2 separate regions of the Homo sapiens genome follow, and region 1 is linked to region 2. A link is a loop called in an ENCODE intact Hi-C map of the cell type or tissue named here. Cell type or tissue: chondrocyte. All regions are shown on one strand. Links, peaks and the distances in the headings refer to the core of each region. The heading gives the core; the rest is flanking DNA. Region 1 overlaps ZNF736 (zinc finger protein 736). Region 2 holds the start of LOC105375324 (a long non-coding RNA gene).

The links. Peaks named below come from ENCODE experiments on the same cell type or tissue, not always from the same donor. Only the 100,000 strongest peaks of a DNase experiment are listed, where the experiment ranks them.
Region 1: it touches region 2 in a loop (8-fold over the local background); 4 of 110 quality-filtered maps call a loop at or near these places.

The regions. Positions count from the first base shown.
Region 1 is chr7:64,344,844-64,360,361 of GRCh38, reverse strand. It overlaps ZNF736 (zinc finger protein 736), which reads right to left. Exons shown (of 4, transcript NM_001170905.3): 4 at 3,728-12,272. The coding sequence ends at 11,215. It also overlaps the pseudogene TRIM60P18. Among named protein-coding and RNA genes, the nearest start is that of ZNF736, 39 kb to the right of the region's middle. In chondrocyte, for the core only: no CTCF peak of the experiment used is centred there; no DNase peak of the experiment used is centred there.
Region 2 is chr7:64,393,855-64,409,372 of GRCh38, reverse strand. It overlaps LOC105375324 (a long non-coding RNA gene), which reads right to left and starts at 8,468. Exons shown (of 3, transcript XR_927599.2): 1 at 7,993-8,468; 2 at 7,295-7,404. In chondrocyte, for the core only: no CTCF peak of the experiment used is centred there; no DNase peak of the experiment used is centred there.

The sequences.
Region 1 (15,518 bases), core at 3,971-11,970, 50 kb after region 2:
AGGAGAGGGCCACACCCACTCCACTGCACCAGGGCATGTCTGGACAATATGTGTGTCTTTGTTATAAAAGAATTTTTTTGTTTTTTGAGATGGAGTCTTGCTCTGTCACCCAGGGGGGAGTGCAGTGACGTGATTTCAGCTCACTGCAACCTGCAACCTGCACCTCCCAGGTTCGAGTGATTTTCCTGCCTCAGCCTCCCAAGCAGCTGGTATTACAGGTGTGTGCCACCACACCCAGCTAACTTTTTTTTTTTTTTGTATTTTTAGTCGAGACAGGGTTTCACCATGTTGGCCAGGCTGGTTTCGAACTCCTGACCTCAGGTGATCCACCCGCCTCAGCCTCCAAAAGTGCTGGGATTACACATGTGAGCCACTGTGCCCAGTTGAGAAAAAAAAAAAATTTTAACTTGACATATAACTGAATTATGAAAATGTCAGCTTTATGGGTAGATACACATGCAAATATGTGCAAAAATGCTAATCATGTGAGAAGATGAACATTTCTACATTGTATTTAATGATTTCATAGGGTTGCTATTTTACCCTTTCCTGTCTTTATATGTTCAATGGGAAAATCCTCAGTGAAGACTCCTCAGTATGACAGACAAAATGTTGTGCAATCTAATCACTGATAGATGCAGTGACGTAACTTCTGGTTTTCATTCGGAGCTCTCACAGCTAGGATTAAAAACTCTTAGTTGCAAACTCACATGATGAGGAATTATAGTATGCTGTCCTCTTCTGCACATTTGTCTGCCATCATAATTTTTTCAACTTGCCAAGGGAAAAAGTGGGAAATTGTTTCCCTCAGACCTACTCATCTCCCTTCCATAGGTTTTCAGGTTGTGTATTGTCCAGATTGCTTAGAAGCTCATGATCACAGAGGTCATGATTGTCAAGAGAAAGCTTTGTTGCAGGATTAAGTGAAGGTGTTTACCACTCAGGGCCTACGGTTCCTCCAGAGGCAGGATGAACTTAAAAATCATTCCTGAATCCAGAAAGTAATGACAGAAGTCAGGGACTACCCACAGGAGAAAGAAAAATGCTCCCTTTTGCTTTCCAAGTGGTCACTGCTTATTCTGGCATTAATCATGCTTCTGACCATGATGTGTTTCTTACTCATCTTTCTCGGTATTCCACTGATTGTGCATCTAAGGAAAAGAGGCCTGGATGAGAGTGGTAAGAGAACAACTGCATCCTTCCATAGCTGATGCCTTGGTGAGCTTTGAAGCACACTGAGCAGAGTCTGAAACTCTTCCTCACTATGGGGTAAGCTGTGTCAAATTCGACTCCCATGGAAATGGCACCAGGTTCAAGGTGTCAAAGAGACTCAGAGCCAGTGAATGAGATGAGGTTTTACTGGGGACTTACATAGAGAGGAGAAGGTCCAGTATCAGTGGGATTAGCAGGATAACAATGCCCACTTGCAAAAATTATGCAGTTTGTATAGCATTTTTATTTAGCACTTTTTTTCTGAACAACCTTTCACCTGTCAGACTTCATTTAACAAAAAAGGAATGGCCTCAATCCCCTGTGTGGCCTGTGTTCCACGCCACAGGATGGGACAGACCAGGGCTAAGATGTTCCTCATAAATAAAAAATAATCACCAGATTGGCCCCTACTAGACTTTTTAGCTTAAAACTGAACATTCAGAAGCATTTTTTTATACATGGTCAGTCTCCAGGTATGCCCAAGTCAAGTTAATACTGTCAGTTGCATCCATCATTACAGGCTGGTTCAGGCACTAGAGGTTCTTCTTCCTGAGACTCTAGATTCAAAAAGTTTTTGCTTTTTCTTCAATCATGGGGTTGACAGTTTACTAAAAGGCCTGATGTGTGTGCACATTGCTGGTACAGTTGTCTAAGTTAATGAGATGGCTTCACAGTTGGTAGGGCCTGTTCCTGTTACAGGTGTGACTGGGTGTGTACAGGCTGCTGACGTGCCTCTTCTCTAGACTTTCACTGGACCATAACATTCTGGGGCCCCAGTTCCACCATTTTCCAAGGTGGGACATGCTGAGCCAGACCCTGGAATTGTGGTTCAAGGTGACCAGGCTGAGGCTGCTCTTTAAAAGGCAGAACTGCCAGGTCTGTGTCTTATTTTCCTCGTCATTCTAATGTATCTTTTGGTATGGAGACCAGAGTAGAGTCTGCGACAGCCCTCCTGCTAGGGTTGGTACTATTTATACATGACTCTTAAGTGTCAAGGTAGGTTGAGAGATCTCTCTTCCTGGCACAGCCTGAGTAGGCTAGAGCACTGTGACCCTTAAAGCTTGGTTCATACAGTCTTCAGAGGAATTTCAAAAACCATAGGATGTGGGGGGCAGAGAAAGAGCTGGTACAAATGACAAGTTGCAGGTGAAATAATTGGAGTCAGGAAGAGAATGGGACCTGCTTGGGACAGTACACACACTGCCTGGGTGCAGCTGAACAGTCAAGCCAGTTCTCTGATTTGGGCCTTGTGCAGTGGGATTAACAGGCCCACTTCGGCTCTGGCCTGGGTGCTGAACACTTTGGGTAGGCTTACCACACGACTGGTTGCTTCTATGCCTACACTCACAAGAGAGATCTTCTTCTCTAAAGGCAAGCCCAGGGAGATCTGAGGCTCATGGGAGAAAGTGAAGAAAAAAGGTGATGCCTTAGCTCAGTGTTTTGCCCCTCCTGGCTTGTGGCTTTGGGGGCTCACATTGCTCATCAGAAAAAATGGGCAATGAAAGCCTCTCAGTGACTGGCTGCTCATCCCTTTTACCAGGCCACTGCACAGTGCTCACTCTGCAGCTCCAGGTACAGCCTGTGCTTCAAAAAGCTGGGGGATCTCTGGGCTGAGTTCAGGGCCCTGAGAGGGTTCTCCCCCTCAGGGACTCCTCCTGTCTACCCCGCTGTGCCCACCTGACAGCTCACCATGTATGCTGTATGCTACCCTTATTGCATGCTCTTTCCAAGCCCAGGTGGCCTGACCATCTTTCCTTCAGTGTACAGCCTCAGGCAGGTGCCACCCAGGTTTTCTCCTAGAATGTGATCTCAGGGGATTGCAGTAGCACATTCCGCTCTAACTTATTGACTAGTTAATCAATGGGTCACTTAATGTGCCAAGATGGGTGTGGGCCTTGACACTCTTGATCTCCTTCCTCTAGTGGGGCTGCATTGGCGGTTGCCATCCTGATTTCTTGGTGGAAAAAGCTAGCAGGTGAGGCAGGACTCAAGGGCCAGGGACAGGACAGAGCACCTTGGCTGGCCTCACCCAGGGCCCTCTGAGGCTCCTGCAGGCAGGAGGACTCCATGGAGCCCCAGACCCCTTTTCTAGGATGGTGCCCACAGCCCCTTCCTGGACCTTCAAGAAGGGCCTACTCTTTCTGCAACCTGTACCTACTGGTCTCTGGAAGATGAGCATTCATTTCTCTTTGTGGACATGGCCTTCTGCTTCATTTCCATAAGAAATGCCTAGGGAATCCTGGGCCTGTGCTGGAGGTTCTCTAAGTGCCAAAGTCAGTAAGAGTCTCAAGAATATAATTAATAGTATTTTCTGCACATTACTATCTCAGGGTTACTTTTGCCCAAAAATGTGTAAAAACAAATATTAAGATTTTTATCCTTTACATTACCTTAATTAGGTCATCATACAAACCTTTTATTTTCCTCCCAATCATTGAATTTTTGTTTTCTTCTTTGTTCAAATTGTTACCTGCTTTAGAGGCAAAAACTTAAAAAAAAAATGCTACACAAATACTAACAGGTAACAGCAATTTATTTAAAATGTAATTAGATTTCTTAAATAAGTAAATAATTTAAGTAAACTTAGTTTATATTACTTGTATAAATTATTTTACATATTATCCTCAATCTTAAAAAAATTTAGCTAGGTATGCAATTCAAAATTGATAGATTTTTTTAAAAATAGGCAACTTAAAAACATTTTATTGGACAAGTTGGGTAATATTAATTCTCAAATATTTTATCTTAGAAATCAACACACTTGACAATTGATATTCATAGTATCTATGAAAGTGACATTCTGAATGTGCTTTTATACTTGCCAAAAATTTAAGAGAAAAAAATCTATTCTGGCCTTCAGTAGTAAAACTTAAAGATTAAAGAAATAAGATTAAATTTACTGGCTAAATTACCCACAAAAACTGAAATAGATTCATTTACTTGCTCTTTATCTTTCAGCATCTGATAATGAACAGATTTTAAGACGTTCAGAATCTGCTTCAGCATAGAAATAAGGCCAAACAGCTCTTGTGAAAGATCATTAAAATATACAGAACAAACCTATTATTTATATTACTTTAAAAAATCACCCAATTCATAGTCCAAAAGAATACCAATCTTACTGGATTTTACTACTGGCAGAAGGTGGGTTTTCTTAGGACCTGATGCAGCATAACCACTCTATATATCATCCAATTGCCCCCAAATCAACCCAGAACTGAAGGCTGATCCTGCCAGGTCCTAAGAAGACAATCTTGACACACACCTAATTTTCATTTAGGCTTGTTTCCCACCTCTACCTTCCAGTAATGTCTGTCAGAACTACACTTCTGAGAGCCCAGGAAAGCAGGGCAGAAATAAAATCTCCTTGGGTTATAACATATGTTTGGTTTTGTTCTTCCATCACACAGCTTTTCTATCCTCGGAGACAATAAGTTGAGGATGTGCTGTGTCAAGATCTAAAATCAAGGACAGGCGCGGTGGCTCACATGTGCATTCCCAGCACTTTGGAAGGCTGAGGTGGGTGGATCATGAGGTCAGGAGATCAAGACCATCCTAGCTAACATGGTGAAACCCCATCCCTACTAAAAATACAAAAAATTAGCTGGGCCTGGTGGCAGGTGCCTGTAGTCTCAGCTATTTGGGAGGGTGAGGCAGGAGAATTGCTTGAACCTGGGAGGTGGAGGCTGCAGCGAGCCAAGATCACACCACTGCACACCAGCTTGGGTGACAGAGCAAGAGTCCATCTCAAAAAAAGAAAAAAAAAAAAAGATCTAGAATTAAATCTACTTGAAATGGCTTGATAGTTCTGTCTAAGCCAGAATATAGAGAAGGAAGACTAAAACCATATTTTATTAATCTATATGAAAAGAGTTCAGGGCATTTTAGGTTTCGATACCTGTGGTGCATACTCTTAACCTGTGTCAGCAATTCCAGGTTTGACTGCATAGAATTGGCCTCTGCCTCCCCCAGTAGATGTTTAAATGTAGAAACATAATCTGAAAATTTTACAAGGTTTTCACTTAGTTTTGCTAAAATGTCCATCTCTTCATCTTGTTTCAATTGTGAGTCAATTGTGTGGCATGGGTACAATTATGCTCTCTTCATATGCAGAATTAATGTCATTTTTTTTACTATAGATATTTTCCATTTTTCACCTGAGACCACAGGCCAATTTCAAAAAGAATATTTACTTCTAATTATGTAGCTTCTATTACATAGCTAGTATTGTCTTTGTTTACTTCATGTATATGCCAAAAAGACCTCATGACTTATGAAACGTTCAACTGTTTACTTAAATTGGCCCAATAAATTTAATAAACTCAATTATGTCAATTTTATAAAGTAAAATGAACAGTAACTAAACAAAAACTGGATTCAATAGCATTCTCTAATTGAAACAAAATATAAAATACACTAAATAACATACAATACACGCACTGTGAAATTACTCACGTGAAAATTATTTTGTGAACACCATTAAATTTTATCAAAGTCACTTTCATAATCTCTGAGGTGATTATACAAAGAATGTTTTATGAAAAGAAAATTATGTCTATGGTGAGCAACAGGCAAACAGACAAACAACAAAAAAAGAATTTGCACAAGATGATTCTAAGCCAGGAGCAATAACATTTTAGATAAATGAATTTAATACACAGCAGAGAAAATAGATTTGCTTTCAAAATCTCTGAAGTTTCTGGTTTGCTGGTAAGTGATCAACACTTGTAAAATTATCTGTTCATTCTAATATTTTTCTTTTCTTCTCAAAGTAGGTACACAACCATAAACAAATATGATTACTTTCTCTATAAATCTGTTACACCTGAAGTTTATTTTACAGTGATATATCTATATATTTAAATCCATGTAAACCAAAACTAAAGGTCTGTATGTGTTTAGCAGACCAGAGAAGTCATATGTTCAACAGAAAAAAGTAGGATAAAATTTTATAAATAGTTGTTCAGAATTCAGAAACATATAGCTCCAATTATACTCATAATCTTCATTACAACCATCATAATAATCTGTAGTTACAAGTAAACAAAAATGTAAGTTGTAGAAACCATATTCTCTAAATTATTTTAAGTTAAAGACCACTGACAAAGGGATCACTAGAGATGTTAGTCCACTGTCACCCAATAGTATATTGTTACCTACAACCTTGGGTAAGATGGGATAAGTTAACATCAGTGGCAAGATACACATTCAATGTAAAATAGCCTTAACACAATAACAATAATTTTGGTTTATTAAAACAAATTAAGTTCACACATTGTCATTAAAAAGGCATTTTGAAATTCACTGTATTTTAATTACCTTAATTTGCAAATGGTAAGGCAATTTCCTTCTAAAATTCAAATTGTTTCTCTTACTAAGCAGATTATTATCCTGATCACTTACCACACTCCTATCATCCTGTCACTTACGATACTGCTGTAAACTAATAAGTGGCCTTTCCACTTAGAATTTCTTCGTGTGTCTTAGGTTTCAGTTTACTTAATCCTCCATGGAAAAGTATATAAATCTGTCCATCTAATATAGAAGAACCTCTCACAACTCTGGTGCAACCACTGACCATGTTCTTTCACATAAATTCTAGAAATGAAGACACAGCATCAAATGTAAGAGTTAAATTATATTGAAATTTGCTTTTGAAAAATATTGAATCCTTTTAATATAAAAAAGTAGGTTCCCTTTAGAGAAAAGTGATCGAGATTGCTGACTAGAAGCAGCTAGACTGTGCAGTTCTCATAGACAGGAATGCAAGGTATACATAAATACAGCACCTGCAACTGAAACATCCAGGTACTTGCATTGGGAATAATCAAAGAAACAATCTATGGAGAATGGAGTAAAGCAAGGCAGGACAATGGGCCACCTGGGAACAACATGGAGCCAAGGGAACCTCCCCACCCAGTAAAGCAGTGAGTGCATGTGTGACCCTAGAAACCCATGATTCTCCCACAGATCTCTGCAACCTTCAGGTGAGGAGATACCCTCATGAACCCACTTCACCAAGGCCTTCAGTTTAACACACAGAGCTACATGGAGTCTCAGCAGATAAGCCACTTAGGCCTGCGCAGATTCAAGAGCCTTAGATACTGGCTTTCCAGGCTTCCCAGAAAAAGTAGCTGCAACTCGAGCAAAGCAGGTTACACCCCTGAACATACCCATAGGAAAGAGGCAGAATCCAGGGGGCTGATAGTGATGGTCTGTAGGACCCACTTCAACAATGCCTCACGTGGTAAGACCTACTGGCTTAGATTCCAGCCAACCATTGGTAGCAGCACTGCACCTCCCTGGGATGGAGCTACCAGAAAGAGGAGTGGGCCACCATCTTTGCTGCTTGAGCAACTTAGCCATTCCAGCCTTCAGGCTTTGAAGAGCCCAAGCTGACCGGGGGGCGGAAAGGATCTCCTAGCACAGTACAGGTGCTCTAAAAAGACATGGCCAGACTGCCTGTTAAAGCAGGTCCCCCGTTTCATTCCTTCTCACTGGAAAGTACTTCCCAATGAGGGTCTCCAGCTACCACCACCAGCGCTCTTTGGTTGATGGAGTTTTGAAACCTCTTTGGGATACAGTTCCTAGAGGGAGGAGTGAGCTGCCATTTTTGCTGTTTGTGTGAGTTAGCTGTTCCAGCCTTCTGGCTTTGGAGAATCCAAATAAACTGGGGGTGGAAGTGGTACCTCTGAATAGCAGAGCTGTCCTGCAAAAATATGGCTAGACTGCTTTCTTAAGTGGGTCCCCAATCATGTTTTCCTCACTGGGTAGGACCTTCAACAGGGGCTTCCAGCTACCTCCTACAGGTGCTTTTGGGCTGGCAACAGGTCTATACCTCCCTGGGATGGCGCTCCCAGAGAAAAGGGCATGCTGCCATTGTTGCTGTTTTGCAGCATTCAGTGGTGATAACTTCCAGTACTGGAAAATCTGAGGTGACTAGAAACTGTAGTGGACACCCAGCATACTGCAGCAGCCCTTCAGAAGTGGTCGGACTGTTACGTGAGTGCCTGTTCTCATATATTCTCACGAGGCAGGTTCTCCAGGCCCGGGCCACTAGCCAATCATTGCCAGAGCTATTGAGCCAGTAGCAGCTTAGCAACTCCCTGGACAGAGCCTCCAGGGGCCTCTGCAGTACAACTGTCCTTGCTACCCTCAGACTAATAAAAAATCCCAAACCCTAAGTGCCTTATTCACACCTCAAACTGCAGTTTACCCAAGGAGAGGAAGCCAGCCCATCCTCCATGGGTCCCACAAACTACCCACTGCTCCTCAGCAGACAGTAAACCCCTAACTTGGCCAAAAGTAAAGATCTTCCATCCTGGGCTGGCTGCACTGAGTAATTGCTGACCTACATCTCTCTGAGATGCAGCCCCCAGAAGACAAGCAAAGAGATAATGCAGCAAGCCAGCTCATGTGGTGGCCAGAGGGTTTGGTGCAAGAGCATCTGTAGTAAAGTGTGGCCAGTGATGGCCATTTCTCTAGGCTCAACTGTCTCCCATAAGAGACTTTAGCCCTACGGGAACTGTTGGGCCTAATTTCTGCAGGATGGTCTTGCAAATCAGAAGAAGCTGGTCCAACTGAGCACTCCTTGGTCTGCTGGCCTCTCCCAGGGACCCAGTCTGGCCACAGCTGCTTACAGGGCAGTCTCAGGTACCCTGGAAGCTCATACCAGAGCATCTGCACTGGAGGGACATGCCTGACTCATGAAGAGCTCCAGCAAAGCAGCCCCTATGACTGCACCAGCCCACATTTCTTCCCCATACTGCAGCTTCCCGTGACACCATGGCAACTCCTGATATTTCTTTGCTGGCACATGTCTGCAAAGGCAGGTTTGGCTTTGCTTGCCCCACCAGCAAATGGGAATGCAATATGCCCCGCCACCCCCAGCAACTGCCATTGTAGATGAAACTTTGGTGGGCAGAGAGCCAGAAAACTCCACCCCTGCCTTTGTGCTAACACTGTGCAGAGAACAGGGTAACCTCCCACACTCTGAACAATCACTCTTTCTTGGGGGGCACAGAGAAGGCATCAAAACCTTTACTGGCCAGTATCCTGCCCCAAGCCAACACCACCTTTAGTGCAACAGCACACAGCCTCCAGCAGGTATCCCCCACTCCCTTCCCAGCTGCTTTGCTCCTGCCACTGAGGTGAGTACCCAAAGACAGGCAGAAATCCCATATCCACTAGCACTCTGCTCCAGCTATGGCACCTTCATCCCACAAACTCGCAAACTCCAAATCTCAAGGAGCCAGAGAACACAGTTGGGGCTCAAAACAAGTCCCCCGGAGTTAGAGTATGCAGCCTCTGAGTTGTGAGCTGAGCATTGCCCACCCACCACCACCACCAAACAAAACAAAACAAAACAAAACAAAACAAAAAAAACCTCCCAGGAACAAAGCCTGTTGGCTGCATCCATCTTATACCACAATCAAATACTCAAGACCATCAAATAGGATTAAAAAAAAAAAAGCCCAAAGGTCAGCAACCTCAAAGATATGCCCACAAAGATAAGACACAATCAGTGCAAAGATAAAAACACAAAAAGCCAGAGTGACTTCTTTCATCCAAATGACCAAATTACATTTCCAGCAAGGCCTAAGATGACAGAAGTAGAATTCAGAATATGGGTAGAAACAAACTTCACTGAGTTACAAAAGTAATTTGCAACCCAATGCAAGGGAGGAAAAAAAATTGCAGGAACTGACGGAAAAAACAGCCAGTCTGGAGAAAAAATGTGGCCAACCTGATAGAACTGAAAAACACAATACAAAACCTTTATAATGTAATCACATATATTAACAGCAGAATAGGCCAAGCAGAGGAAAGAATCTCAGGGCCTCAAGACTGGCTTTCTGAAATCAGACAGACAAGAACAGTGAAAAAAGAATAAAGAGGAATGAACAAAACCTCTAAGAAATATGGGATTATGTAAAGAAACCAAATCTATGATGCAAGAGATTGCCTGAAAGTGATGGGGAGAATGAAAACAACTTGAAATACGTATTTCAGGATAACATCCATGAGAACTTCCCCAACCTAGAGAGGCCAACATTCAAATGCAGGAAATGTGGAGAACCCCAGTAAGATACCCCAGGAGAAGGTCATCCTCAAGACACATAATCATGAGATTCTCCAGGGTCAAAATGAAAGAAAAAATATGTTAAAGGCAGCTAGAGAGAAAGGCCAGGTCACCTCTAAAAAGAAGCTCATCAGGAAAACAACAAATCTTTCAGCTGAAATCCTACAAGTCAAAAGAGATTATAGGGGCCAATATTCAACATTCTTAAAAAAAGAATTCCAACACAGAATTTCATATCTGACCAAGGTAAGCTTCAGAAGTAAAAAATATATATGATCCTATTCAGACAAGCAAATGCTGAGAAAATGTTACCACAGGATCTGTCTTAAAAGAGCTTCTGAAGAAAGCATTAAATAAGAAAAAGACTATTACCAGTCACTACAAAAGCACACTAAAGTATACAAACTGTGGACACTATAAAGCAACCACAGAAACAAATGTGCAAAATAGCCAGCTAAGATCCTAATAACAGAATCCAATCCACACATATGAATACTAACCTTAAATGTAAATGGGCTAAATACCCAAATTAAAGCACAGATGGCAAGCTGAAAAAAGAATCAAGATCTAATGGTATGCTTTAATCAAGACACCCATCTCAAATAAGCTCAAAATAAAGGGAAAAAGAAAAGCCTACCAAGCAAATAGAAAACAGGAAAAGAAGCAGGGGTTGCAATCCTAGTTTCTGACAAAACAGACTTGAAATTAACATAGATTTAAAAAAAAAGGGCATTACATAATAGCAAAGGGCTATATATGTACCCAACATATAAGCAACCAGATTATAAAGTAAGTTCTTAGAGACCCTCTAAGATGATAAATGTTCTTCCACTGTCATTACATTTATACTGCATTTGTTCAGTATTAAATTTCAGATGTTGAACACAGTATGAGGACTTGGTAAAGGCTTTTCCACATTTTTAACACTTGTGGAGCTTCTCTCTAGTATGAATTCTCTTATGTCTGATGAGGTGTGAGAACCAGCTCGATGCTTTGCCACATTCTTCACATTTGTAGGGTTTCTCTCCAGTGTGAATTCTCTTATGATTAGTCAGGTCTGAGAAGCACTTAAAGGTTTTGCTGCATTCTTCACATTTGTAAGGTCTCTCTTCCATATGAATTCTCTTGTGGTTAAAAAGGGTTGAGGAGCGGGTAAAGGCTTTGCCACATTCTTCACAGATGTAGGGTTTCTCTCCAGTATGAATTCTCTTATGTTTACTAAGGGCCGAGAACCACTTAAAAGCTTTTCCACATTCATTACATGTGTAGGGTTTGTCTCCAGTATGAATTATCTTATGTTTAGCAAGGTCTGAGAACCACCTATAGGCTTTGTTACATTCTTCACATTTGTAGGGTTTCTCTCCAGTATGAATTCTCTTATGATTAGTAAGGTCTGAGAAGCACTTAAAGGCTTTGCCACATTCTTCACATTTGTAGGGTCTGTCTCCAGTATGATTTCTCTTGTGTTTAACAAGGGTTGAGGAGCAGGTAAAAGTTTTGCCACATCCTTCACATTTGTAAGGTTTCTCTCCAGTATGAACTCTCTTATGTTCAGTAAGGTTTGAAAACTTTTTAAACGCTTTGCCACATTCTTCACATTTGTAGCATCTCTCTACAGTATGAATTTTCTTATGTCTAGTAAAATCTGAGAACAACCTACAGTCTTTGCCACATTCTTCACATTTGTGGCATTTCTCTCTGCTAAAAATGTCTTTATGTTCAGTGAAGATTGAGCACAACTGAAAACCTCTGCCACATTTATTACATTGACAGGTTTTGCTATGGGTAGCTGACAAACATTGATGAAGGCCATTATAACTGCTTTTCTGCCCCTTGCAATTACCCACACTTTGGTAGTCTTTCTTTAAATGTAAATTATTAAGGTCACAGCTTCCATATTTTCTCAGAATCACTTTTTGAAATGAATCTTTTATGTCATGATCCGGCAATATCTCTGCAGTAAAATGAAAAGAACCAGCTGGAGAAAAAAAATAAAATTCTCCCTCATTAGACTCAGGTGAATATACTTCACAAATATATAATTATACAAAGCAATTAATAAAACGATAATAAAATACCACAGGCTCTATATTCTTATAGACATATAAACCTAACAGAAATATACTGACCAAAATGCCTTTGTGAGAAGTCTAAGAACCAGTTAAGCATTTGCGGCACACCAAGTGAGCAAAACGCCAAGAACCACATAGAAGTGTAATAAAAGTATTTCATATTTACCCACCACAGCCATTCTTCATCCTATGATGACTCTAACTATAGACTCCAAACTCCTGTCTACCCCCTCCAAAAATAAATAAAATAGTGGCACATGTGTCCATGCTTCTGGCTTATTGAGACCTTACCAAAGACTAATTTCTATATTCCATGACAGTGTTGAAAGGAAAGGTGGTATGCACTGACAGTTTCGGACAGCTGAGACCAAAGGTAAATGACTGTTACAAGAGAAGAAAGACTTCAGTATCATAGACAGACAATGGGTATAGCAAGTGACTAAGGGATCTCAATAAGAAACATAGGGAATGGCCAGGAGTGGTGGCTCACACCTGTAATCCCAGCACTTTGGGAGGCTGAGGCAGGCGGACCACCTGAGGTCAGATGTTCAAGACCAGACAGGCCAACATGGTGAAACCTTGTCTCAACTAAAAATACAAAAATTAGCAGGGCGTGGTGGCAGGTGCCTGTAATCCCAGCTACTTGGGAGGCTGAGGCAGAAGAAAGGAGAATCGCTTGAACTCAGGAGGTGGAGGTTGCAATGAGCCAAGCTTGTAACATTGCACTCCAGTCTGGGCAACAAGAGTAACACTCAAAAAAAAAAAAAAAAAAAAAAAAGGCGAACATTTTTTAACTAAAAAACACACAAGCTCAGAGAAAACATCCATAGAACAGGCTTGAGAGACTCCAAGACTCCCTAGCCTAAAAAATTGGTATCATATTCCCTCAGACAAAAGTCACTTAATACAGATTTTGACATGTGGCTTTTTATTATACAAATTGCAACATTACAACATAAACAAAACATCAAGATAATATGGCTCAAAGAAAAAAAAGAATATCCAGAAATCAATTATTAAAAAAAGGAGATGTAAAAATTATGTGAGACAATTTGAATTAAAGTCTTGATCTATTTTTTAAAAGAAAAAAATAAATTACCCTAGAAAATCAAAATTACATCTCAATGATGCTCAATGAGTAAAATGGAAATTAAAAAAACAAAATGAAATAACAAAAATGAAACCAACAAAAAGATAAAAAGCACAGAAAGAAATAAAAATTGTGTAGTAGAACTACAAAAAAAGACTAATATGCACTTCAACATTAGTAAAAAATATAAGAAAATCAAGAAGCTCAGCAAACTTCAACTAAGATAACACAAAGAGATTTCTAACAAGACATAACACAAGCAATGTTTTAAAAGTCGCAGACAAGAAGAGAATCTGGAATTCAGGAAGAAGAAAGAGACGTGTTATTTATATGCATGCTTCTGCAAGATTACGAGTAAATTTAAGAACATAAATCTTTCAGGCAAGAAGGGAACAGGATGACATAGTTAAAGCACTGGAAAAAAAAAAAGTCTAAGCAAGAATACTATATCCAGCAAAAGTATCTTCCAAAATGAAAAAAAAAATCTAACTATATCATGACATATATCAAGATCTACATCAAGATCTAACTATATCATGTCTTCAAGAGATTCACTTTAGATCTAATAAAAAAAAAAGACAAAATGGCAGGATGAAAAATACATTTTATGCAAGTGTTAACCAAATGAGAGAAGAGGCAACAATTTATTAAGTTGAAAATGGTCATATTTCATATAATTTACTTTAAGTCAAAATTCACAAGAGACAAAGTAGGACATTCAATTATAATAAGAGGGTTCATTCACTGAGAACCTATAAATACAAGACAGTTTTCCCAAACACATAAAGCAAACATTGACGGAACTGAAGCAAAAATAGACAGCAATATAATAATGGAAGGAAACATCAACATCCCACTTTCACTAATACATAAAGCAAGACAGAATATCAATGAGGGAACAAAAAACTTGAATGTACTATAAAATAATTACACCTAACAAATGTATACAGACAGCAGAATACACATTCTTTTCAATAGCTCATGAAACATTTTCCTAGATGGATGACCTGTGACACCACAAAACAAGTCTTAACAATTTTTTTAATTGAAATTTTACGGACAATTATTTATGGTCCAAATGGAATGAAACTAGAAATCAGTAACAGAAGAAAAGCTGAAAAATTCAAAAAACATAAAAATTAAACAACACACCTTTTTTTTTTTTTTTTTTTTAAGATGGAGTATTGCTCTGTCACCAGGCTGGAGTGCAGTGGCACGATCTCGGCTCACTGCAACCTCCACCTCCTGGGTTCATGTGATTCCCCTGCCTCAGCCTCCTCTCCTGAGTAGCTGGGACTACAGACATGCACCACCACGCCCAGCTAATTTTTTGTATTTTAGTAGAGACAAGGTTTCACCATGTTGGCCAGGATGGTCTCGATCTCCTTACCTTATGATGTGCCCACCTCGGCCTCCCAAAGTGCTGGGATGACAGGCATGAGCCACCGCACCCAACCAACAACACACTTTTGAGCATGCTCTTTTTCAAGGGTTGGAAGACATAACATTGTGAAGATGTCCATGCTGCTTAAAGTGACCCACACATTCAACACACCCTTTTCAATTTTCAATTTTACTTTTCCTGGCCGGGCACAGTGGTTCACGCCTGTAATCCCAGCACTTTGGGAGGCCGAGGCGGGCAGATCATGAGATCAGGAGATCGAGACCATCCTGGCTAACATGGTGAAACCCCGTCTCTACTAGAAAAAAAAAAATTAGCCAGGCGCGGTGGCGAGCAACTATAGCCCCAGCTACTCTGGAGGCGTCGGCAGAAGAATGGTGTGAACCAGGGAGGCAGAGCTTGCAGTGAGCCGAGATCGCGCCACTGCACTCCAGCCTGGGTGACAGAGCGAGACTCCATCTCAAAAATAAATAAATAAATAAATAAATAATAAAATAAATTTTACTTTTCCAAAAAGAAAAAAAAAACCCACAAAATTACATAAGATCTCAAGGTAACATGAAAAGCCTGACAATCTTTAAAAAGAAGAAAAATATTGGAAGCATTATGCTTAACAATTTCCAAACACAAAACAAAACTACATCAATCAAAGCACTTTGG
Region 2 (15,518 bases), core at 2,645-10,644:
TCCCTTCATCAAAAGGTCACTTGTTGGATGGTTGTAACAAGTTAGGAATGGGTGCACCACCTGTACCAGCTCAGTGAGATACATGTTCCCTATCACATAACAAACACGTGTCTGCCCACTTCTCCTTTTTCTTCTTTCTTTTTAATTTCTTGATACTAAAAGGCAAAGAAGACATTTCTTATAGATGGCTTGAGCTTTTGAATAATTTTCAAATGAAATGTACACCTAAATTTTAAGAGCTTTGTAGTTTATGTTTGCTTTAGTGATGCTTTATCTGTTTGACTTGTAAGCATAACATTCATGGAAAGAGGCTTTTGATAGGAACCAAGCTGGGACTTTTACAATGGCTTAAGTCCATCAGAGTAGATCTTATGCTACGTAAGAGCATCAGAACTCCTTTCATTGCCTGATTTTTCAACTTAGAGTCTGAATTTCTGATGAGAAATAAAATGGTATCTAGAAAACCCCAGAGAATGATATTCCATATATCAGTGAGCATCCATGGCATTTTTAAAAGTATCACACATCCAGCAAATCCCTTGAAAAACAAGACACCCTAATATGCTACCAGTTTAGCCATATTTTTTTTTTGAGACGGAGTTTCACTCTTGTTGCCCAGGCTGGAGTGCAATGGCGCAATCTTGGCTCACCGCAACCTCCACCTCCAGGGTTCAAGCGATTCTCCTGCCTCAGCCTCCCGAGTAGCTGGGATTACAGGCATGCACCACCATGCCCAGCTAATTTTGTATTTTTAGTAGAGACAGGGTTTCTCCATATTGGTCAGGCTGGTCTCAAACTCCCGACCTCAGATGATCTGCCCGCCTAGGCCTCCCAAAGTGTTGGGATTACAGGCATGAGCCAACATGCCCGGCCAGCTGTATTTTCAAGAATGATAAGACAGTGTAACTTTATTTACCTGAAATGGAGCACAGGATCCTTTAGAAGGAATTCATACCCATTCCTGCAAAAGTTCTGTGGCAATTGAATGTAGCACTGAACTAAGCATCTTTTTGTTTTTTCAAAGAGGTTTTAGCCAAGACTTTGGCCTCTAATTTCAGATTCCCTAATTAAAATATGGCTTCAAAACTATACCTGCCTACTTGAAAAAACACAAAATCTAGAGGATGCTTTTCATGAGTGTGAAAAAATGAAAACAAAATCACATCCTTCTCTTGGCAGTTCTCTCCCTCACCTTCCACTTCTATTAAACTTCCTTCAGAATAATCGTGCACAGATTCAGAGACAACTACATATGTAAGGAAAAATAAACCCTTTCACGCACCTGTAGCCTCAGCTACCTGGGAGGCTGAGGCAGGAGAATCGCTTGAACCCGGGAGGCGGAGGTTGCAGTGAGCCGAGATCGTGCCACTGCACTCCAGCCTGGGCGACAGAGTGAGACTCCGTCTCAGAAACAAACAAACAACAAAACAAAACAAACCCTCTCAAATATATGTGGGTATACTGGAAACTCTGTCTTGGCAGAAATCATTTTAAGGTTTTTAAAGACAGAAATGTCTTACTATTTCAGCATTCTTATCCAACAGGCACTTTGTTTCCATTGACTTAGAAAGGGCTAAGCTTAAACTCTTAAGAACGAAGGTTTAATTTTCCGTTAATAAAAATCCCAGACAGGTGCTCTGACTTACCAAATCGTTATATTTTTTATTCACCCTTCTATGTCTCTCCGCTACCACGATCATGACCACCCACAAAAGAAGAAGAAAATCCCTCCGATGTTCCCCAAATGTGTGCTGGTGCTAGCCCGGAAGCTGTGTAGAGTTTTGTAATGGAATGTGAATTGCCACCCGGATCTGGGTTCTATCTCCTAACCAGTAAGCAGAGAGGGAGGACAAATCGGCTAAGCAAGGAAAATTTCTTTCCTCTTCTACATAACCTCTCACTAATGCAGAGCTGAGGAGGGTCGCCAGCGGCCCATGGCGCTTGCCAAGCGGCCCGCTGGCCAGTGCGTTCTGCGCTGGGTGGGATCCCGGTGCCCTCCAGGGCTCCTCTCTGCCTGGAAAGGAAAGTGCCCCGCCGAGCAGTGGGATCAGCCGCCACGCCCCGGCCTCACACTTGGCCAGGGAGTGGGTCACATCCTCGATGCGCCCTTGGCCCAGAAAACATGCCGCTTCCTAGGGAGGGGGTCGGTGAGGGGAAGAACCTCCCCTGTGTCTTAGCAAACATCAGGGTAGCAGTTTTCTTTCTTTTTTTTTTATCTTTACTTATTTATTTTTTTATTATTATTATACTTTAAGTTTTAGGGTACACGTGCACAACGTGCAGGTTTGTTACATATGTATACATGTGCCATGTTGGTGTGCTGTACCCATTAACTCGTCATTTACATTAGGCATATCTCCTAATGCTATCCCTCCTCCCTCCCCCTACCCCACAACAGACCCTGGTGTGTCATGTTCCCCTTCCTGTGTCCATGTGGTCTCATTGTTCAATTCCCACCTATGAGTGAGAACATGCGGTGTTTGGTTTCTTGTCCTTGTGATAGTTTGCTGAGAATGATGGTTTCCAGCTTCATCCATGTCCCTACAAAGGACATGAACTCATCTTTTTTTATGGCTGCATAGTATTCCATGGTGTATATGTGCGACATTTTCTTAATCCAGTCTGTCATTGTTGGACATTTGGGTTGGTTCCAAGTCTTTGCTATTATGAATAGTGCCACAATAAACATACGTGTGCATGTGTCTTTATAGCAGCATGATTTATAATCCTTTGGGTATATACCCAGTAATGGGATGGCTGGGTTAAATGGTATTTCTACTTCTAGATCCCTGAGGAATCGCCACACCGACTTCCACAATAGTTGAACTAGTTTACAGTCCCACCAACAGTGTAAAAGTGTTCCTATTTCTCCACATCCTCTCCAGCAAGTCAATCCTAAGCCAAAAGAACAAAGCTAGAGGCATCACGCTACCTGACTTCAAACTATACTGCAAGGCTACAGTAATCAAAACAGCATGGTACTGGTACCAAACAGAGATATAGGCCAATGGAACAGAACAGAGCCCTCAAAAATAATGCCGCATATCTACAACTATCTGATCTTTGACAAATCTGACAAAAAGAAGAAATGGGGAAAGGATTCCCTATTTAATAAATGGTGCTGAGAAAACTGGCTAGTCATATGTAGAAAGCTGAAACTGGATCCCTTCCTTACACCTTATACAAAAATTAATTCAAGATGGATTAAAGACTTACATGTTAGACCTAAAACCATAAAAACCCTAGAAGAAAACCTAGGCAATACCATTCAGGACATAGGCATGGGCAAGAACTTCATGTCTAAAACACCAAAAGCAATGGCAACAAAAGCCAAAATTGACAAATGGGATTAATTAAACTAAAGAGCCTGTGCACAGCAAAGGAAACCACCATCAGAGTGAACAGGCAACCTACAGAATGGGAGGAAATTTTTGCAACCTACTCATCTGACAAAGGGCTAATATCCAGAAACTACAATGAACTCAAACAAATTTACAAGAAAAAAACAAACAACCCCATGAAAAAGTGGGCGAAGGATATGAACAGACACTTCTCAAAAGAAGACATTTATGCAGCCAAAAAACACATGAAAAAATGCTCATCATCACTGGCCATCAGAGAAATGCAAATCAAAACCACAATGAGATACCATCTCACACCAGTTAGAATGGCGATCATTAAAAAGTCAGGAAACAACAGGGTAGCAGTTTTCTAAGAGAGGCGAGTGGGGAGGGGGCGAGGGGGCCCCGGCAGAGGCTGTTGCTAGGGGCAGAGGTAGCAACACTAGACTGTGGGCCAGTATGAGAGGAGGAAGGGAAGCCCCAGAACTAGCGACAAATTGTTCCAGTAGGGCCGGGGGCAGTGGCTCAAACCTCTAATCCCAGGACTTTGGGAGGCTGAGGCGGGCGGATCACTTGAGGTCAGGAGTTTGAGCCTGGCCAACATGGTGAAACTCCGTCTCTATTAAAAATACAAGAATTAGCCGGGCGTGGTGGGTGCCTGTACTCCCAGCTACAGGAGCCTGAGGCAGAAGAATCTCTCGAACCCGGGAGGCAGAGGCTGCAGCGAGCCAAGATCGTGCCACTGCACTCCAGCCTGGGTGACAGAGCGATACTCCATCTCAAAAAAAAAAAAAAAAAAATTGTTCCAGTGGGAGAAGGACCCCTGTCTTTTTTTCTGGGTTCACAATCGCACCAGGCACCAAGCCCCCCACCTTGTGCAAGGATGGTGCACTCCACACCGACAGTTTTCAGTAAAACATGTACCCCGCCAATGGAATTTCAAGGAACAATAGGTGCCCCCATGACCAGGCCCTGGCCCCCTTCTTTCCTGGGCACCTTAGATGGTAGTAGGACACACCACAGCTGCCAGCTAGGAAAGGGCCAGGGTGCAGGGCTGCTTGCTGCCCCCTTGATGCCAGTGTCCTCTGCCCAGGAGGATCAAAGTCCTCAGAGCAGAGCACAGCAGATGCTCCTACCAAGCACCCTCGGGAGGGCACCCCAGGAAACCACCTCCTAGCTGGCACCCCCATACTTTGTGGCTGCAGTGGAAAGCAGGCACCCTAGTCTCCAGGCTTCCCTGTTAGGGAGGGACTGGAAAGAACATGAGAAAAGTTCCTCCTTCTGCAAGGGGAAGGATGCCAGGAAAGAGAGGGCACAAGATGGGGAGCAGCGTCAGGAAGATGTCTCTGGACTACAAGACTTGCACCATCGAATCCTGGCGGTGTTACAGAAAAATAAATTCGGCCGGGCGCGGTGGCTCAGGCCTGTAATCCTAGCACTCTGGGAGGCCGAGGCGGGCGGATCATGAGGTCAGGAGATCCAGACCATCCTGGCTAACACAGCGAAACCCCATCTCTACTAAAAAATACAAAAATCAGCCGGGTGTAGTGGCGGGCGCCTGTAGTCCCAGCTACTCAGGAGGCTGAGGCAGGAGAATGGCTTGAACCCGGGAGGCGGAGCTTGCAGTGAGCTGAGATCGGGCCACTGCACTCCAGTACTCCAGCCTGGGCGACAGAGCAAGACTCTGTCTCAATAAATAAATAAATAAATAAATAAATAAATAAATAAATAAATAAATAATAAATATAAATTCACCCTAGTATTCTGGGAGGCCAGAAAGCCCCTACTTCAACTGAGGGACACAATGACGTTTTGGGTCCCCTGGAATTAACGTCAGCTCAGAGCCAGTGTCCAGTAGTCCCCAAAATGTCTGATCATTTTCCTTTCCCCACTACACAATTACCCTGGTAAAAGGACGGAGGTCTGCTTGGGGAAGGATGGGTAAAAGATTCACTACGTAAATTGTCAGTAATGTAGTGGGGTCCTTCCTCAAGACAATCTGGCCTCCCCTTCCTTCATTCAAGGGGTTCTGGGTCTGTAAACTGGCTCAAGTCTGGAAATTGATTGAGGTGCCATGATTCTCTGTTTTTATAATTTAAATTAGTCTTTTGTCCATTCAACCTAGAAGTTTTCTCCTTATATAAATTAAGTAGGAATGCAGTAGGCATCCTATCAGTTTCATCTCTAGGAACACCGCGATTAATTAGCCAATGCCAGAGCTCTGCACAAGTGAGACTATTCTGACTGCCACTTTGCCTCTGCTGTCCATTATGGTAACTACACCCACCTTGCCTTTGATGGCTGAGTGCCACCACTTGGCCCCTGCCACCTTGGGATCCAATGATTCCCACTGAATTTAAATTTTGTAGCTGAGTGACCGCATTTCCCACCATTAGATCTGACATACAGAGAAGAGCAATTACAGGGCTCTTCAAAGATGCGGGTGCTGCCCCCACACACCTATCACAAACAATATCAGAAGGCATTGGTCAGGGGTATATCTTCTGGACCTTCCCAGCTGGGATGAGTAGGTCTAAAGTGACTAATCCACTCCACCATCCCAATCTCTCTAGGCCTTTGGATACCTTCCTCTACATTAAACCAAGGGAGATCAAGCATTTTCAGCTCACTCACAGAGGGCCATCTTTTAATCCATATTTCAGCTAACCAAGCAAATAAACTGTTAGAAACTTTTTCAACTCCCCAAGCTGCAACATTAAAAGCAGAGTCCCTACTTAGTAGGCCCAAATCAGTAAATTCAGCCTTATCCAACTCTATGTTCCTTCCACCATTATCCCTTACCCTTAATATCCATTCCCATGCCCATTCTCCAGATTTCTGTTTATATAAATTAGAGAGCTCAAACAGTTCTTTTTGAGTGTAGCATACCTTCTCAGGGTCACACTCTGAACCCCACCTCTAGGGCCCACAGGGACTTTAGTCTAGTTATAGGTCTAGAAGCAAATGGGATGTTGGGGGTGGCTCCTGTGGAGAATCAACGTTATCTTGCCTGGCAACTGCCTCAGGGGAGGCCATCTAGAGGAACAGAATATTCTCAGGCAACCCAGGGTTTATCTCCTCAGACAAAGGTGGAAAGGCTGATGGCATGGGTTGGGAAGGGGATGTTGCCACTCCTGGGGATGGGGAAGCTGTTCCTTCTGGTAAAACAGGTTCATCAGAGTTTAAAAATTCGGTGTCCGCAGCTTCATCAGGGTACTCCCACACATCCCTCTTCCAAGTTTCAGGATCTCATTCTTCTCCAATCAATGCCCTCACTTTAATAGTAGACACCTGGAGAGGCTGTGCATGCATCTTCCATTGCAGGTCAGCCACTTGCATGGTAAAAGCTTGTGTCTGTTTTTCCACAATTTCAGCTCTTTCTCTACATCAGATAAGACTCTCATTCAGGGCAATCTTAGCAGATTTGAGGCTCCGTATTTGCTTCTGAAGCCAGGAGATGGCATCCCTGATGTCGTCATTTTCTTTCATCACTTTGTCTGCTGAACTTAGGAGCAACCAACAAGCTTCACTATGTTCCATGGTTCTCCACATATGGTCAAAGGTATTATGTGTAGAGTCACTAAACTTCTTGCCCCTCACAAGCAGTAAATCAGGAGCATCAAATGCATTTATTTTGCATAACTCTCTAAACAGTTCATGCCAAGGACTATCAGTGTTCTTCATACTATTAGAAGTAGACTCCTTAGCATTTTGGGGTCTAATCATATTAAGCAGCCAACTCCAGAAACCCCAAAACCAATAAAAGAACTCCATCCTTAATATTCTGTTAGAACCAATACTGGTACCAAAATCTGTATTAGAGTTCTCTAGGGGGGCAGAACTAACAGACTATATATATATATACACACACACACACATATATATAAATATAAAATATTATATATATAAAATAAACTCCCATATATATGGGAGTTAGTTTATTATTAACTTACATGATCACAAGGTCCAACAACAGGCTGTCAGCAAGCTGAGGAGCAAGGAGAGCCAGTCCGAGTCCCAAAACTGAAGAACTTGGAATCCGATGTTTGAGGGCAGGAAGCATCTAGCACAAGAGAAAGATGTCAGCTGGAAGGCTAGGCCAGTCTCGCCTTTTCACATTTTTCTACCTGCTTTATATTCACTGGCAGGTGATTAGATGGTGCCCGCCAGATTAAGGGTGGGTCTGCCTTTCCCAGCCTACTGACTCAAATGTTAATCTCCTTTGGCAACACCCTCACAGACACACCCAGAATCAATACTTTGCATTCTTCAGTATAATCAAGTTGACATGCAGTATTAACCATCACACCAGGCAAAAGAGTAACATCACCTAGGTGCAGGTTCCACCCTTATTTCACAATGTTCCATGTGGGCAAGGCCCAAGCAGAAAGTCACATCACCTAGGTGATAGGCCCAGAGATATGTCACAACGTCCTCCTTGAAACATGGCCCTGGCAAAAGAGTACCAACACTTGTGTGCTTGATCTAGCAGTATGTCACAATGCCCTCTCTAGGCAGGCCCTAAGAAGGAGGGTCACATAAACTGGGTGCTGGACCCAGCAATGTGACAGACTAATACATGTGGAATAAACACAGATGAGGCATGAGAGCCCAAACACCTAAAGGATGGGTCTAAGACAGGCTAAAATACCTTCTGTGGCTCTGGAACAGGCAGGAGAGTCACATCATCAGGGTGCTGGGCCCAGCAATATGCCATAATTCCATCTTAATTCAGGACTTAGGCAGAAGAGTAACATCATTTGGGTTCTGGGCCCTGCAATAGATCAAAATTTCCCCTTGTGTGCATGATTCAGAAAAATGAGGATAGTCATATTACCTAAGGGCTGGGCTCAGAAATATGTCACAATCCCCGCATTGTAAAGATCCAGGCAAGAGAAGAAAGTCATATCAGTTATGTCATGGGCTCAGAGATGTGTTCCAATTTCCCCAGTATGCAGGCTTGAGGTAGAAAAAAAGAATCTTATCACCTAGGTGCTTCCCTATGTATTTGTCACAGTCTAACATGTGGGCAGAAACTGGGCAGAAGAACCACATAAACTGAGTGCTGGGTCCTGAGATATGTCATAAGGCTCCCTTAAAACAAAACCCAGGCAAGAGGGTTACATCACCTAGGTGCAGGTTCCACCCGTATGTCACAATGCTCCATGTGGTCAGGACCCAAGAAGAAAGTCACATCACCTAGGTGATAGGCCCAGAGATGTGTCACAATGTCCTATGTGAAGCATGGCCCTGGCAAAAAAGTACCATCACCTGTGAGCATGGCCTAGCAATATGTCAGTATCCCCACCCATATGCAGGGCCCATTCCAGAGAGGAGAGTCATGTCAACTAAGTGGTGGACACAGTGACATATCACAGTAATTTCTGTGGTCATGGTGCATGCAAGAATGTAACATCACCTGGGTGCTTGATCCAGATATATGTCACAATCCTTAGTGAGAGCAGGCCCCAGGCAGAGTAGTCACATCACAAGAGGTTAGCCCAGATAGACATCACAGTCCCATATATGGGCTGGAAACAATCTGGAGAGTCAAATCACACAGGTCCTTGGCAAAGATATATATCACAATCACACTGGCAGAGAATTCCAGGGATGAGATTTGCAATGCCACATATGTCCTGTTTTCATGTGTGAGAGTTGGCTTCATACATGTGAGACAGTGACAGTTCTTACTGTCAGCTGGGTGTGCATATGAGACTCAGAATTTCACTTGTGTGCTGGGCCATGTTATGACACTCTCTGTACAACACAGGTCTTTATATAACATGTGTGAGTATTGTAATCTTCTGTGACCTTTATACTAGAAGGAGATTGAGGACATTACTAGTGTCCCTAAACCTAGTCATGAGAGTAAAAATTTCTCTTATTGGCTGGGTCCACATATGAGAGTTATTATCATGCCTGTGAGCTGTACCTAGCTATATGTCACAATCCCCTCTGTGGTTTTGACAGGGAGCCCAGCCACATCACCTAAATGCTTTTCCAGAAATATTCCAATATTCTCCTTGTAGGCAGTGTCCTGAGAGAAAAGTCACAAAACTTGGGGACTAGGCCCAGCTCTATGGCACAATGCCCCTTTTGGGCACGCCCAGGCAGGAGAGTAGAGTCATATCACATAAACGATGGGCCTAGAGATATTTCACAATGTCTCCTGTAAACACCACCCAAGCAAAAGAGTCGTATTGTTTGGTTGCAGTGCTGAGAAATGCTACAATGCTGACTGAAGGCAGGGTCCAGGCAAAAGGGGGGGACATGTAACCTAGATAATGGGTCCAGAGATGTGTCACAATCCCTTCTGAGGACATTGTTAAGAAAGGAGAGTCAAACTATCAAAGTGCTTGGCCCAGGTATATGTAAAAATCTGTCAAACTTATGCTTTGATTCAGCAAATTCGAAACACTTTTTTTTTGTAGAAATTATGAAGTTACGTATTGTGAAAACACTTTGTGATGTCCTGTTTTACATCACAGAATTGAACTTCATTTTAATGAAACATGTTCCAAATGCTCTTTCTGCAGAAACTATGATGCGACCTTTCTGAACTTATTGAGCTTTTATAGGAATATATCAATATCTAGCCCTTAATAATAGAAACAAACTATCTGTGAAAATGCTTTGTAATGTGCAGTTTTACATCACAAAAGGGAAACTCTGTTTTGATTCAACAAGTTCTAAACACACTTTTCCTGGAATCTAAAAAGTAAAGTTTCCAAAGCTATTGAGCCTTTATTAGAAAATATAAATATTCAGCCCTAAAAACAACAAAAAAAACTATCTGTAAAAACGCTTTCTGATGTGTGGTTTTCTATCACAGAATTTAAACTGTGTTTTGATGAAAAAGGTTCCAAACACTCTTTTTGTAGAATCTAAAAAGTGGCATTCCAAATTTGAGTCCTTAAAAGAAAATATGAATATCCAGTCCTAAAACTTAGAAACAAGCTATCTGTAAAAATGCTTTGTGATGTGCTGTTTTATTTCACATGATTAAACCCGCATTTTGATGAAACAAGTGCAAAACAATCTTTTTGTAGAATCTTAGTAGTGACATTTCCAAACTTATTTAGGCTTTATGAGAAAATTCAAATATTCAGCCCTAAAAACTATGAACAACGTATCTGTGAAAATGCTTAGGGATTTGCTGTTGTATATCACAGAACTGATCCTGCATTTTTATAAAACAGTGTTCAAAACATTGTTTTTGTAGAGTCTAAAAAGTTACATTTCTGAGCCTACTGGGCCCTTATAAGAATATGCAAATATTCAGTCCCAAGAACTACAAAAAAGCCATCTGTGAAAATGCTTTGTCGTGTGCTGTTTTATATCACAATATGGTACATGCGTTCTGATTCAACAAGTTACAAACATTCTTCTTGTAAAATCTGAGAAGTGACATTTCTTACCCCATTGAGCCCTTATGGGAAAATATGAATATCTAGCCATAAAAACTAGAAACAAGCTATCTGTGAAAATGCTTTGTGATGTGCTGTTTTATATTACAGAATACAACCTGTGTTTTGATTCAACAAGTTCAAAACACTCTTTTGTAGACTCTAGGAAGTGTTATTTCTGAAGCCATTGAGCCCCTATAAGAAAATACAAAAATCATGCCTTAAAAACTAGAAACAGGCCGGGCGCAGTGGCTCACGCCTGTAATCCCAGCACTTTGGGAGGCTGAGGCGGGTGGATCACAAGGTCAGGAGATCGAGACCATACTGGCTAACGTGGTGAAACTAAAAAATACAAAAAATTAGCTGGACATGGTGGCGGGCACCTGTAATGCCAGCTACTTGGGAGGCTGAGGCAAGAGAATGGCATGAACCCAGGAGGCGGAGCTTGCAGTGAGCTGAGGTCACGCCACTGCACTCCAGCCTGGGTGACAGAGTGAGACTCCATCTCAAAAAAAAAAAAAAAAAACTATCTGTGAAAATGATTTGTGATATGCTGTTTTATATCATTGAATTGAATCAGTGTTTCTATGAATAGGTTTCAAATGATCTTTTTTTAAAATGTAAGAAGTGACATTACTGAACCTATTGAACTCTTATAGGAACATAAGAGTACCCAGTCCTAAAAACTAAAACTAGAAACAAGCTTCTGTAAAAACGCTTTGTGATGAGCTGTTTTATGTCACAGAATGGAAGCTTTGTTTTGATTCAACAAGTTCAAAACACTCTGTGTGGAATCTAAGTAGTGCTATTTGTGAATCTATTAAGACCTAACAAGAAAGTACAAATATCCACCCAAAATCCTAGAAACAAGTTATTTGTGAAAACACTTTGTGTTGTGCTGTTTTATATTACAGCATTGAACCTGTGTTTTGATTCAGCAACTTTCAGTCTATTTGTAGGATCTAAAATGTTGTGTTTCTGAACCTATTGAGCATTATGAAAAAATACAAATATCCAGTTCTAAAAACCAGAAACAAGCTGTACATAAAAACGCCTTGTAATGTGCTGTTTTACATCACAGAAAAGAACCTGTGTTTTTATTCAACGAGTTCAAAATACTCTTCTGTAGAATCTAAGAGGTGACATTTCCAAACCTATTGAACCCCTATAAGAAAATTAGAATATCAAGCCCTAAAACCTAGAAACAAGCTATTTGTAAAAATGCTTTTGATGCACTGTTTTATATCCCCAAGTTGAATCAGTGTTTTAATGAAATAGGTTCCAAACACTCTTTTTTTTAGAATTGAAAGAGTGACATTACTGAGCCTACTTAGCTCTTATAGGAACATAAGAAGATCCAGTCCTAAAAAATGGGAACAAGCTATCTGTAAAAATGCTTTGTGATGTGCTGTTTTATATGACAGAATGGAGCCTGTATTTTGGTTCAACAAGTTTGAAACACTCTTTTTGTAGAATCTAAGTGGTACCATTTCCAAACTTAATAAGACCTTATTAAAAAGTACATATATACACATGAAAAACTAGAAACAAGCTATATGTGAAAACGTTTTGTGATCTGCGGTTCTGTCTCACAGATTGAACATGCATTTTGATGAAACATGTTTGAAACACTCTTTTTGGGGATTCTAGGAATTGACGTATCTGAATCTATTGAGCACTTATAGGAACATAAAAATACCCAACCCTGAAAACTAGAAACAAGCTATCTGTGAAAACACTTTATAATGTGCTGTTCTATATCACAAAATGAAATCTTTGTTTTTATTCAACAAGGATGAAACACCCTTTTTATAGAATCTAAAAGTGATGTTTCCAAACTATTGAGTCCTTATAAGAAAATATGAATTTCCAGTCCTAAAAACTAGAAACAATCTATCTGTAAAAATACTTTGTAATGTGCTGTTCTGCATCACAGAATTGAACCTGCATTTTCGTGAAACAGATTACAAACACTCTTTGTGTAGATGCCAACGAGTGACATTTCCAAGCCTATTGAGCCCTTATAGAAACATATGAATACGCAGCCCTAAAAACTTGAAACAACCTACTTGTGAAAATACTTTGTGATGTGCTGTTTTATATCATGAAATTGAAACTGCATCTTGATTAAATAGGTTTCAAACACTCTTTTTGTGGAATCTAAGCAGTGACATTTCCAAGACTAATGAGCACTTCTAGGACCATACAAATATCCAGTTTTATAAATTAGAAACAAGACATCTGTGAAAATGCTTTGGGATGTGCTATTTTATATCCAAGAATTCAACCTGCATTTTGATGAAACAGGTTCCAAATAATCTTTTTGTAGAATCTAAGAAGTGACGTTTCCCTGCCTAGTGAGCCCTTATAAAAATATACAAATATCGTCTTAAAAATTAGAAACAGGCTATCTGTGAAAACTCTTTGTGATGTGCTGTTTTATATCACAGAATTGAACCTGTGTTTTAATGAAACAGGTTCCAAGCAAAAATTACATAGAATCTAAAAGTGACATTTCCTTGCCTATTGAGTTTTTATGAGAACATACGAATATCCAGCTCTACAAACTAGAAACAAGCCCTCTATGAAAACATTTTGTGATGTGCTCTTTTTAAACACAGCATTGAACGTGCATTTTGATGAAACAGGTTCCAAACACTCTTTTCGTAGATGCTAAAAAGTGACATTTCCAAGCCCAATGAGCCCTTATAGGAACACATGAATATTCAGTCCTAAAATCTAGAAACAACCTATTTGTGAAAACCTTTTGTGATTTGCTGCTTTATATCACCAAATGGATCCTCCATTTTGATAAAATATGTTCCAAACACTCTCTTTGCACGATCAAAGAAGTGACATTTCCAAGCCTATTAAGCCCTTATAGGAACAAGTGAATATTCAGTCCTAAAAACTAGAAAAAAGCTATTTGTGAAAATGCTTTGTGATGTGCTGTTTTATATTTCAGAAGCGAACCTGCATTTTGATGAAACAGGTTCCAAACACTCTTTTGGTAGAAATTAAAAATGGCATTTCTGAGCCTATTGAGCCCTTATAGGAACATAAAAATATCCAGTCCTAAAAACTAGAAACAATCTATCTGTGAAAACAATTTCTGATGTGCTATTTTATAGCACAGCATCTAACTTGTGTTTTGACAAATCAGGTTCCAAACAGCCTTTCTGTAGAATCTTAGAAGTGACATTACTGAGCCTATTGAGCCCCTGTAGTAATATATTAATATCCAGTTCTATAAACTAGAAACAAGCTATATGTAAAAATGCTTCGTGATGTGGTATTTATGTCACAGAATGGAACCTGTGTTTTGATTCAACAAGTTCAAAACACTCTTTTTGTGAAATCTAAGAAGTGACGGTTCCAAACCTATTGAGTGTTTGGAAGAAAATAGGTATATCCAGCTTTAAAAACTAGAAACAAGCTATCTGTGAGAACACTGTGTGATGTGCTGTATTATGTCACAGAATGGAACCCGTGTTTTGATTCAACAAGTTTGAAAGTCTTTTTGTAGAATCTAATATGTGATGTTACTAAATCTATTGAGCCCTTATAAGAAAATACAAATATCCAGTCCTAAAAAGTAGAAACAAGCTATCTGTGAAAACGCTTGTGTTCTGCTGTTTTGTTTCAACGAATGTAACCTTTTTTTATTCAACAAGTTTAAAATACTTTTTTGTAGAATCTATGAAGTGATGATTAGGAACGTATTGAGCTCATATAATAAAATACAAATATCCAGCCCTAAAAACTGGAATCAAGCTATCCCTGAATATGCTTTGCGATGTGCTGTTTTATATCACAGAATTCAATCCACATTTTGATAAAACAGATTTTAAACCCTTTTTTGTAGAATCTAAAAACTGACAGTTCTGAGCCTATTGAGCTTTTATAAGAAAATACAAGTATCTAGCAATATAAACCAGAAACAATCTATCTGTGAAATATTTTTGTGATGTGCTATTTTTTTTTTCACAGAATGGGACCTGTGTTTTGATACAAGTTAGAAACACTATATTTGTAGAACCTAAGAATTAATTTTCTGAGCCTATTCAGGTTTTATAAGAAAGTAGGAATATCCAGCACTAAATATTAGAGACAAGCTATCTGTAAAAATGTTTTGTTATTTGGTATTTTACACCACAGAATTGAACCTGCATTTTGATGAAACAGGTTCCAAACGTTCTTTTTGTAAAATTCAAAAAGTAACAATTTTGAGCCTATTGAGCCTTTATAGGAACATATGAATGAATATCCAATCCTAAAAACTAGAAACAAGCTATCTGTGAAGACGCTTTGTGGTGTGCTGTTTTATATCACAGAATGGAATCTATGTTTTGATTCAACAAGTTCAGAACTCTCTTCTTGTAGAATCTAAAAAGTGACATTTCTGAACCTATTGAACCCTTATAAGAAAATACTAATATCTAGCAGTAAAAACTAGAAACAAGTTATCTGTGAAAATACTTTGGGATGTGCTGTTTTTTATTACTAAATTAAATGTGTATTTTGATGAAACATGTTCCAAACATTCTTTTTGTAGAAACTGAGAAGTGACTTTTTTAAGCTAATTTAGCCCTTATAGTAACATATGAATATCCTGCCCTTAAAATGAGAAACAAGCTCTGTATGAAAACACATTGTGATGTGCTGTTTTGTACTACAGAATGGAACCTGTAATTTGATTCCACAAGTTCAAAACACTCTTTTTGTAGAATCTAAGAAGAGACATAGATGAGCTTATTGAGCTTTTATA